2 separate regions of the Homo sapiens genome follow, and region 2 is linked to region 1. Evidence: read pairs that join two places in POLR2A ChIA-PET (ENCODE). Cell type or tissue: PC-9. All regions are shown on one strand. Each heading gives the region's core, and the rest is flanking DNA. Links, peaks and the distances in the headings are about the cores only.

The links. Peaks named below come from ENCODE experiments on the same cell type or tissue, not always from the same donor. Only the 100,000 strongest peaks of a DNase experiment are listed, where the experiment ranks them.
Region 2: POLR2A ChIA-PET joins it to region 1 with 15 read pairs; 7 of 35 experiments call an interaction of 5 or more read pairs at or near these places.

What each region holds. Positions count from the first base shown.
Region 1 is chr4:112,505,911-112,511,292 of GRCh38, reverse strand. No RefSeq gene overlaps it. Among named protein-coding and RNA genes, the nearest start is that of NEUROG2-AS1, 6.8 kb to the left of the region's middle. RefSeq lists an enhancer at 1,631-2,295. In PC-9, for the core only: no CTCF peak of the experiment used is centred there; no DNase peak of the experiment used is centred there; H3K27me3 peaks cover 658 bases.
Region 2 is chr4:112,271,765-112,277,143 of GRCh38, reverse strand. AP1AR (adaptor related protein complex 1 associated regulatory protein) reads right to left here. Exons shown (of 10, transcript NM_018569.6): 10 at 4,034-5,379. It overlaps TIFA (TRAF interacting protein with forkhead associated domain), which reads left to right. Exons shown (of 2, transcript NM_052864.3): 2 at 1-2,607. Among named protein-coding and RNA genes, the nearest start is that of TIFA, 11 kb to the left of the region's middle. In PC-9, for the core only: no CTCF peak of the experiment used is centred there; no DNase peak of the experiment used is centred there; H3K27ac peaks cover 1,163 bases.

The DNA.
Region 1 (5,382 bases), core at 194-5,193:
TCATTTTTCCTTCACTAGATTTTAAATACATCCATCTGAGTGCCAAGAAGGAGGAAAAAAAAAGTAGAGAGGCGGACTGCCAACCGCTGGGCCCGCCACGGGAGCCGGACCTAGGCTCAGCCGGAGGCAGGAGGAGGGGCTGAGGCTTCCCGGGCCCGCAGCACCTGGACCAGAGCCGGATGGGCGCTCCTGGTGTCCCAGCTGAGGCGAAGGCCCTGGGCGGCTTTGGCCAGGAGGGAGGAAGGACCCATTCGGCACTTCCCAAAGCCTAGTCCGATGGCCCAGGAAGGGCGTTTAGACCCAAGGCCGGCTTCAGCTGCCCACCCGCCAGTCTGGGTCACAGGCTGCTAAAGGGCCGGGCTTGAGGGCGAGGCTGGGAGCTGCGGCGCCCCCACCCGCTGGGTACACCCCCCTGCATTGCACACCCTTGAGCTGGTTGTGACTTCTGGGCACCGACACCTGGAACCGGTTAAAAGCGCCTCCTCCTCACCGCCAGCCTCGGTCTTCCCCGAGCCCCCTCGGGCTCCCAAGCGAGCTTTGAATGTATTAATTAAATAAAGCGGGCAGCTCTTGAATCGCGCCAATGCAGTGCGCTCCCGGGAGCGTGAAAGTCCCGGCCTCCGAATCTGCAAAAGAAATGTGTGAAAAGAGAATTAGTGAAATTAGGTTAGACCAATAAAACGTGAGGGCTCCAATACCCCCCTTTCTCGCTCCCCCAGCCTGGGGCTAGAAGGGCTATCTGGTCTGATCTATTGTTTCCTGCCCTGGCAGGGGGTTCATTGTGTGATAAATAATTCCCCCTCCATTTTCTTTTATTCTTAAAAAAAATGGGTATTTGCATAATCAGTGCTTTGATGTGGCCAGAAATCGGAGGTTTGGTCTCCCCAAGTCTGCTATTGGTAGCGAAGCAACAAAGCTAGATCCAGATCTTTCACTTCGCTGACAGTGTGTGGGGCAGATTGTCAGAAATAGCAGCGTTAAGCTGCTGCCTTCTTTTTTAAGGACCACTTTAATGATTAAACTTAAGGAATGTCCAAAAAAGGAGGGATGAAAGACCAGCTTTCTCATCACTCCACGGACACACCCCGCCCCCCGCCCCCCCCCCCATGCTTCTTATTATTCTCTGCAGTTTCTTTTCCAAAGCGCTTGGTTTGGGGGATGGTGCATCTCCCTTGGGGCCGCCCCACGTGGCACCGAGTGGGCATCGGCAGGGGTCCCCTAGGGCCAAGGAGGGGCCAGGTCTGCAGGAGCGGTTCTCCTTGCCCCCAACGCGTTTTTCCTTCCCCAGTTTGATTTTTCCAGCCGGGATGGGGTTCATCTTATGGAGGACGTTGAAGTGAGTCGCTCTTTAGTCCCCGAGTGGAATGAGTGGGGGTTGGGGGGTTCCCTGGGAACGCAGCTTGGAGGCAGTTTCAGATGGTCCCCGACAGGAGAGGCGAGCAAAGAAATTCAGTCATCCGGAAAGCAGAACGCGAAAGCCAGTGTGGCCGGACCTATTATTTCCCTGCAAGGTGGCGTGAGTCGGGAGGATGGAATGGGGAAGAATCCTGATGGTGTGTGCGTTACAACAAACGACTTTTTTCCCCCTCTCGGTGCCAGGGTCGGGGGAGGGGAGACAGGGGTGGTTCTGTCTGCTTTCGCTAGCATTCTCTGCTTCTCCAGCTGCTCAGAGCGCGAAGGGGGAAATGCCAACTTGGATTACTGACTGAGAACACCGCGTGAAAGGCCAGGCCTCCCTGATTACCCGGGCAGGCGCCGGCTTCGCGCTCCAGCCTGGAGAGGTGTCAACCGCGTGAGAGATGCTCGGCCTCCCGGGATCCAAATTGGAGATGGAATCAGAGATGGAAGGGGGAAAGGAGGAGGATCCTTGAAACACCTGCACGCCCACGGTCCCACTCCTTCTCCTCCTCGGCCCCGCATCTCACCGAACTGACCCCAGGCCATTCTTCAGATGTCCCAGCAGCTTTTGGATCGCAGAGCTTCAGCGGTAGTTAGCTCATCGTGAATTCTCTTTTTACTTGGTTATCTTTGCTTTTACTTTTCAAGGCTGTAACTATATAAGCATTCGGTTTTCTGCATATTCACTTTCTTACAAAACAAAAGTTACATATTTCTTAGGAAATAAAAGAACCCAGGATCCACAGTTCCTCCCAATGGAAACATATTTTTAAGGCTCGACTTTGGGGGCAGCTGTTTAGATTCGTGTTACCTGGCAGACTCTACTTACTGCACATGGAAGTCCAGCCGTGCAAGAAATCAAGAGGCAACATGTTAAAGTTATTTCCAAAGGACACATCTCCTAGAGTAGCCTGTTTGGACTGCAGCTGGCTTTTTAAATATTCAATACGGAGTGTATATCTTCTCTGATAGATCTTGTCGAATTGTACAGCAGGTTGTGTCACCAATGTTTATCTCCATTTCTTTCTATTGATTCCATTATCACCTTCTCTTTGTTTCCATCTGCACTCAAATCGTCGATTCCACTTACAGTCCTTTTTGCTCCATAACTAAAGGCATACGTGGAGACGTTAAACAATGGAGCAAAGAACCAAAACCTTTCACCTATCTTATTTGATGTAGAAAGGATTAAATAAAGGTGCTGAAGTCCACGTAAAATGGAAACAGGAAGCCTTAAAATATGGAGAGAGCTGGGGGCTGGTTTCCATGGCAGCAGCTTGCAATAAAGCCTAATGCCAAGTGACAAAGAGGTCATCTTCGTTTTCAAACGTGTTTATGATCCCTTTGTGTATTGTATGTTGGCATAAAAGCTTCTCCGCAGGGTCAGGGCTCCGCGGGCAGCTCTATGACTCTCAAGGGGGTTTATTGCCTCCTTGGCATAAGAATAGCCAAAAGAAGCCAAACTAGTGCCAGTGTGACAAAAGAGTAACCCCACAGGCTTGCCATTGCTTTCTTTCCATTTCTTTTTTTTTTTTGCAGTACATAAATCTTGCTATGCATTGAAGTAATCAAACACGAAGGATTCTGAGATAAGTTTAGTTTAATCTTGTTTTTTTTTTCAAACTTTTACATCTACTGAAACATCATATATAAACCAATACAAGAAGGTGGATTCAATATGAGGAAGGTTGATTCAATATGATTTATTTATTTTTGCCTTACTTTCCAGATAATCTTGGGAAAGAACTCAAGTGAGATAAAACGTTGAACATACCTGTGAAACTAAAGGAAAGACTAGCTGTAAATTTCAGATAATCATTGTATTAATACTTTTTTTCATATCACAGTGCATAGACTGTGATCAAAAAGGTGTTTTTAAAAATCAAACCTATCTAGACCAGATGTGGTGGCTAACGTCTGTAATCCCAGAACTTTGGGAGGCTGAAGCGGGAGGATCACTTGAGGCTGGGAGTTCGAGACCAGCTTGGCCAACATGTTGAAACCCCTCTCTACTAAAAATACAAAAATTAGCCAGGCTGGTGGCGACACCTGTAATCCCAGCTACTCAGGAGGCTGAGGCAGGAGAATTGCTTAAACCCTGGAGGCAGAGGTTGCAGTGAGACGAGATCGCACCACTGGACTCCAGCCTGGGCGACAGAGTGAGACCCTATCTCAAAATAAATAAATAAGGGCCGGGCGCAGAGGCTCACGCCTGTAATCCCAGCACTTTGGGAGGCCGAGGCAAGCGGATCATCTGAGGTCAGGAGTTCAAGACCAGCCTGGCCAACATGGTGAAACCCGGTCTCTAACAAAAAAATACAAAAATTAGCCAGGCGTGGTGGCCCGCACCTGTAATCCCAGCTACTCAGGAGGCTGAGGCAGAAGAATCACTTGAATCCGGGAAGCTGAGGTTGCAGTGAGCTGAAATCGCACCACTGCACTCCAGCCTGGGCAACAAGAGTGAAAACTCCATCTCAAAAAAAAAAAAAAAAAAAAAAAAAGTTAAAAAAAATCCTATCTAAGTTAATATTTCCCCTAACCCTCAAAATTACCATGGCAACAGCTTGGAAGCAGACGAGAAAAAAACATAATTTTGCTGGAAAAACAGTAAAGAACTCAGAAGTCCTGAGTTCACATCCAGTGTTTCTCTTGAATTAGGAGATGATTTTGGACTATATCTCTGTGTGACATTGGGCATGTGCACGGGCAAACACGTCCAGTAGAGTTTTTCATGGTATCTGCAATAGAAACTCCTTGCTGTAATTTTCAGTAGATGTAGGAGACTCCATCTGACATTTTCAATTATTATTCTGTCAGCAAACAATTTTTAAGGGGGTTCAGTTCTCCTTGAGTAGCCGGCATCTCAGGTTTTTCTGTTCTACACTGGGGAGAGTTTTCTAAATGTCTGAGAGTTTTCAGAACCATTTTGTTTTGAACTATAGGAGGTGAAGCTGAACTGATGAAGGCACTGGCCAGTTGTACCCTCCTCACCTCCACATTACTCTGTATCTTGCCTACACTTTCATAACACATGCATGGTGTGGTAATTACCATAATACCTTACAAAGCAGATTGGAGAAAATATTTGTGGTGCCAATGACTGGATATAGTTCTCCCGGTAACCAGGTAATTGCTGCCTCTGCTTATTTCTTTTTTTCTTTTTTATCTTTTTTTTGAGACAGGATGTCACTCTGTCACCCAGGTTAGAGGGTAGTGGCACAATCCTGGGTCACTGTAGCCTCCGTCTCCTGGGCTCAAGCGATTCTTCCATGTTAGCCTCCTGAGTAGCTGGGACTTCAGGCATACACCGCCACGCCTAGCTAATCTTTTAAAAATTTTTCATAGAGATGAGGCCTCCCCTATGTTTCCCAGTGGGCTCAAGCAACCCTCCCACTTCAGCTTCCCAAAGTGCTGGGATTATAGGCATGGCTACTGCTCCAGCCCACTTCTTTTTTTCTTTGAGATGGAGTCGCCAAGGCTGGAGTGCAGTGACACGATCTTGGTTCACTGCAGTCTCCGCTTCCCAGGTTCAAGGGATTCTTATGCCTCACCTTTCCATGTATGTGGGATTACAGGCACATGCCACCACACCTGGCTAATTTTTGTATTTCTGGTAGATGGGGTTTCACCATGTTAGCCAAGGCTGGTCTCAAACTCCTGGCCTCAAGTGATTCGCCCGCCTCAGCCTCCCAAAGTGCTGGGATTACAGGCATGAGCTGTGGTGCCCGGCCTCCTTCTTGAACTTTCTAAGGAAAAAAGTCAAAGGTTCAATTTTCTTCAATACCTTTTTTCCCCCTACCCCAGCAAAGTGAGTGAAACTCTCCCCAAGGGCATTTTGATTCTAATGTTACCATATTTTTGGTAAGGGACTAGAAAGAGAGTATTCATAAATATTGAGCTTCTCCACCCTTTTGTACTCATGACACACTTTCAAATTCTAGAAATTTTGTTAGCAAATTGGAAAGGATTACAAGTCTCAAGGCA
Region 2 (5,379 bases), core at 1-5,000, 230 kb after region 1:
TTCACGAATTCACCTTTTTAATAGTATCCATGTACATAATAAAATCAAAGTTTAATTAGCCATTTTCTTTGAATTTTTTTCTAAATAAGGGAAATAACTGTTCTTGGGCCACTTTACAGAGATAAATGTATGTGAATGTTTATGATAAACGCTTAAATATTTCTAAAATATTAACTTCAAAAAAGTCTTTTTCAGTTCTTAAATAAAAATTTATTTATTTAAGATACTTATTCGACTTATCTTAACTAAGGTAGCTATGAATGTTAAGTAGATGAGGTAACCATTCAGTTAAGTTAAATTGTAGCATTGCCAGGTAGTGAGGCTCACTGTACAATTTTCCAGGTAAATGAAATTTCCTGTAGTAAGAGGTCCGTATTTTTGTAACAGCCTTTTAAAAATGCTTTTGGGAACCCTCCAGCCTCTTACCAAAAGAGGCTTTAAACCTCATCTTGATTCAGACTGTCAGTCTATTCCTGGGCAGTAGTATGTGATGTCCAGCACCCTAACCCCGACTCCCCAGCCCTGGGACTATTCCAGTAGAGTGAAATATTTGTCCCTGTACAAAGTGGCCTGAATGACTGTTGGAGTTCCTGTGTCTGGTTTTCCTGTTTATTCCCTGTGATGCCCAGAGTAATGGCCCATCCAAAGATGTCCAGATGTCCATGTGCTAGTCTCCAGAACTTGTAACTGTGTTGTTATGTGGCAAAGGGGAATGAAGGCTGCAGATGGAAGTAAAATAGATTATGCTGGATTATCTGGGTGTGCCCAATTGATCACCGGATCCGTAAAAGTGGAAGAGAGGCAGATCAGGATGTCAGCGTGATGAGGTGTGAGACAGACTTGACTTGCTGTTGCTGGGAGGAAGGGGAGGTCATGAGCCAAGGAATGTGGACAGTCTCTTGAAGCTGGAAAGTGTGCATTGGACATCTGGAAGCCAGAAAAGACAAAGAAATATCCAGAAAGGAACAAAGTCTTGTGGACACCTTGATTTTGGTCCAGTGAGAATATGTTTGACTTGTTAACCTACAAAACTTTATGATGATAAATTTGTGTTGGTCGTAAGCCACTAAATCACAGTAATTTGTTATAGCAGCAGATAGAAAACTAATATACTCCCTTTAATATAAGGTTATCTACTATTGATTCTTTCTAGGATTTTAGCTTCTGGTCTGATGTGGGTTTACAGCCAGATCACCCGGCTTGAATTGCTTACAGTGTGTAGTCTCATGGTAAAGGCGTTCTATGAGTGAAGTGTATATACTTTAATGTGTGTATACTGTCACATTTTGACTATTTTGGAAGACTTTCACCTCTGTTTCTTGTCTTTGAGGCTGATGAATGTGTTTCTAAGTTATAAATTTAATATTAAGGGATTCATGTATTATTGTTATTGAATCCAAACAATGTGTTAAGTAATATTTAGGGCCAGAAAAATCTTGTACAGAATAATGATTTCTCCTAATGTAAATCTTGGAAAGGGTTTTGTTCAACTTGAGAAATATTAAATTTTTTATTCTATTTTCTTTTCTTCAAAGATTGGCAAAGGAGAGAGTGGGTTGCTAAAAGTTTATATTGTTCTCCAAAGAATAGAAACACTTTCCATAGCCCAACTCCGGTAGTAAATAATAATGAACGCTTTAATAATGAAAGAGCAATTGGTTAGTATTAGAATTGTTTTGATTACAAAGTTAGCATCTCTGCCTGAGCTACCCAACCCCAAAGCGGGGTTGTTAGAGGAAAGCTACCATATTTCATAGAACCGAGGAAGGAATGCAGCAGACCTCAGGTGAGATTCGAATGCTCTGGCTCTGACCCTCAATGCATATTGGCTCCATGGCCACCTGTAGCTCCCAAGTTTTACACGTTATTGATCCCCCAAAGAGACCTGATCTCTTGATTTCAGTTCCAGGGACGGGTCAGCTTGGGTCAGGTGCCCACCCCTTCACCAATCAACTTGTCTCAGGTAACGCAGTCACATTATATAATGGCTGCTCTGGTCAGTGATCATGTGGATAGATACAGCATTTTCTCAAAAAAATGGTCACAGGGGTGGGGGTGGGGCAAACAAAAATATTGGTGTTTGATACAAGGTACTGAAGCTAAGATGTGAAACCTTCCATATACACTTTAAGGACTTCTTTGTCCCTGGAAAGTGATTTTTCTGGGGCTCCTTAGGTAGAGAGGTGTATTAATGGTGCCAGTGTTAGAATCCTTGGCAGTCTCTTCTTGAACCTGCAACTCCAGTGGTTAAATCTCATAGGCCATATAACCATTTTCTAGAGAATTCTGTTCCTACTATCTAATGCAGTAACTGACTTAAAAGTAAGTATTACTGTTAGACTCTAACATAAGTGGTGGTATTTGTTTTAATGGAGGTGGGATCAGGTATGTGTTCACTTAAGCTTTACATTAAAAAAAAATTTATATGTGTAAATAAATATATATGCCTTGTAGAAAAATTAGCCATAATCTTACTACCAGAAGAGAACTACTGTTAACTTTGTGTGTGTGTATATGTGGTGGATGGTTTTATGTTACCTCCTGGCTCTTTTTATGTTTCCAATTCTCTAACACTTGTTTAATTAATTACTTATATTATTAAGATAACAGGCTTTGTTATTATTTTACTAAGTGGACCATGATTGAAACTATCAGTCTCCATTTCAGGTGGTGACCAAGATGAGCCCTACGACAAGTGGGTGGAATTTAATAGGTTTCTAGTTGGTATGGGTTGTCCTCAGATCCAACCTATTCAACCTACATGAAAATACTTATTTGTCCTTTACCTCTTAAGCAATGAACTTAGGGCTGGGAGCACTGGTGAAGAAACTGGGATGGCATTAGGTTCAGCTCTGTTGCTGGTTTCATAATTTTGTTGCTGATGGAAGGCTACCAAGGGACTAGAGATGAACCAGTTTGGCCCTGCTTAGTGGCAACAGTAAAATAACTGCTTGAAGGCCCAAATCAAGACAGTGACTTTTTTTTTTTTTTTTAGACTACTCAAGTGCAGTAGTCAGAAGGGGGGAAAAGAGTAGAACAAGAAATTCAATCTGTAACTGACTATGAACAATCAACTGAGCTAATTCAACAGTGACATTTTAAAACAGAAAACTTCTGAGATTAGACAGTCACAATAAGGTGTGACAATGAAATTTCCCCTTAGTTCACAGTACCTTTTTATAATAATATCACTTTCGGCATCTTGAAAGTTTTTTAATCCTTCAAAGTTAGGTTAGACACATTCTTTTTTTTTTTGAGTCAGAGTTTCGCTCTTGTTGCCCAGGCTAGAGTGCAATGGCGCGATCTCGGCTCACTACAACCTCTGCCTCCCGGGTTCAAGCAATTCTCCTGCCTCAGCCTCCAGAGTAGCTAGGATTACAGGCATGCTCCACCACGCCTGGCTAATTTTGTATTTTTAGTAGAGATGGGATTTCTCCGTGTTGGTCAGGCTGCTCTTGAACTCCTGACCTCAGGTGATCTGCCTGTCTTGGCCTCCCAAAGTGCTGGGATTACAGGCATGAGCCACCGCACCCGCCCAGGTTAGACACATTCTTTTTAATAGCTAAGCAAAAAAATCCCCTGAAGCCCCCAAAACTCTGAAAACAATACTGACCTAATTTCTACCGGAAAGAATTGTACAGTGTTGAGTGTGGGCTCTGAGTCATACTGCTTGGGTTTATCTACCATTCCTGTAATTTGACATAACTCAGATTCCTTTTTTGAAAAACAAGGATTAAATAGTGCCTCCTTCATAGGGTCTCTGTGAATATCAGAGATAAAGTATGTAGTCTCCTTACCACAGCATTTACACACAGTACCTGCTCCTCTGAGTAGCATGGGGCAGAGTTAGGTCCTCATTTTTAATGGTCTCATATAAGATTTCTGAACTACAGAGGACATTACTATATCTGGGTAGGAGGAAATAAATCTTTAAATTTGAAATAATAATATACAATTTTAAATATCATTTTCCAAATTTAATTTCATTTTCACCTTTAATATTTCCTAAGGATTCAAGAATCAGATGCAGGGATTCTGTTTCTCTCCATTTTTATTGTTATTGTTGTTGTTGTTTTACATTTAGGATTTCAATGTGGAATCTCAGATTTCTTTTGTGAACTCCTTTACTGTCAGACAATTAACCAGAAATACCAAATAAATGAAGATGGGAAAACACTACATATTTAACATAAAATCTTTTTTAGATGTCTGTATTCTCAAGAAATTATGATTAGGACATGTTTACATAGTTAAACGAAACCTCTGGCCTCTGCTAGAAAAATATATTTATCTATTGAAAAAAAAGCGGGCATAATTCCAAAATATATCATTTCAAAAGTTCTAGTGTTACCAGTGGTGAGTATGGGCACGCTCCATAGTCCTTGATCTTTGTCTTCTTGGGAGAAAGAATTCAGCCAAGAGACAGAATTATATTTAAGGCAGAAACAAGAGTTTATTGAAGCAAAAAAAAGTACACTTGGATGGAACGAAGGGGGACGTCAAAAGATTGAGTACCCAGCTTGACCTTTGTCTTAGGGCTCTTAGAGATTTATTATTTCCTATTTTTTTCCCCATCTCTTCCCTCCCTGTATGTGCAGTGGTTTGCCAGTATCTGGAAGGGCCTTTTGGTGATTGAAGTTATGCACATGCTCTCTTAGGGCAATTTTCCCTTACTGGGCTAGCACTCCCGGCCAAGCCCCATGGGAAGGTCATATATTTGTCAAACTCTGTCATTTTGCCCCTTACTGCGCATGTCTGGTCATGCCCCCAGAGGAAGGCCAAACTCTGCCATCTTAAATTCTTATTGGGAAGTTGTTGCCCATGAGCTCAAGATGTCTCCTGTTAGATTTTCCCTTCCCTGTCACCAGCCCTCACAGTCTTTGTGGCGCTGTCCTGCCCTGTTCATATCTGCCTATCTACTCTAAAGCTAGTATCTTTTAAATAAAAACCCTTCTATAACTCCACATCCCCTTCCAGCTACCCCATTTCTCTGCTCTCTTTTCAAATTGTCTGCATTAGCTGTTCTTTATTCTTCATCCCCAACTCCCCAGTTTCCATCCCTTCATTTGTGTAACTGTCTCCAAATGCAACTAAAGCAGCGGACCTCTTTTCAAAGCATTTGCTATTGTTGAGCCCTCTTATTTCCTGGCTCCTGTGACACTATTCTCTGGTTCCTGCATTCCTCCTGTATCTGTTTCTTTTGACGACTGTTTCACTACCCCCAACTTCTAAATGTCAACACTTAGTGGGGCTTTTCTGCCTATGTGCTCCCCTGGGGTGAACTCAGCTGGTTTAATGACTTAAAATACCATTTTCCTACTAATGACTCCCAAACTTGAACCTAGACCTCTTTCTTGGGCTGCAGACATATATCCCATC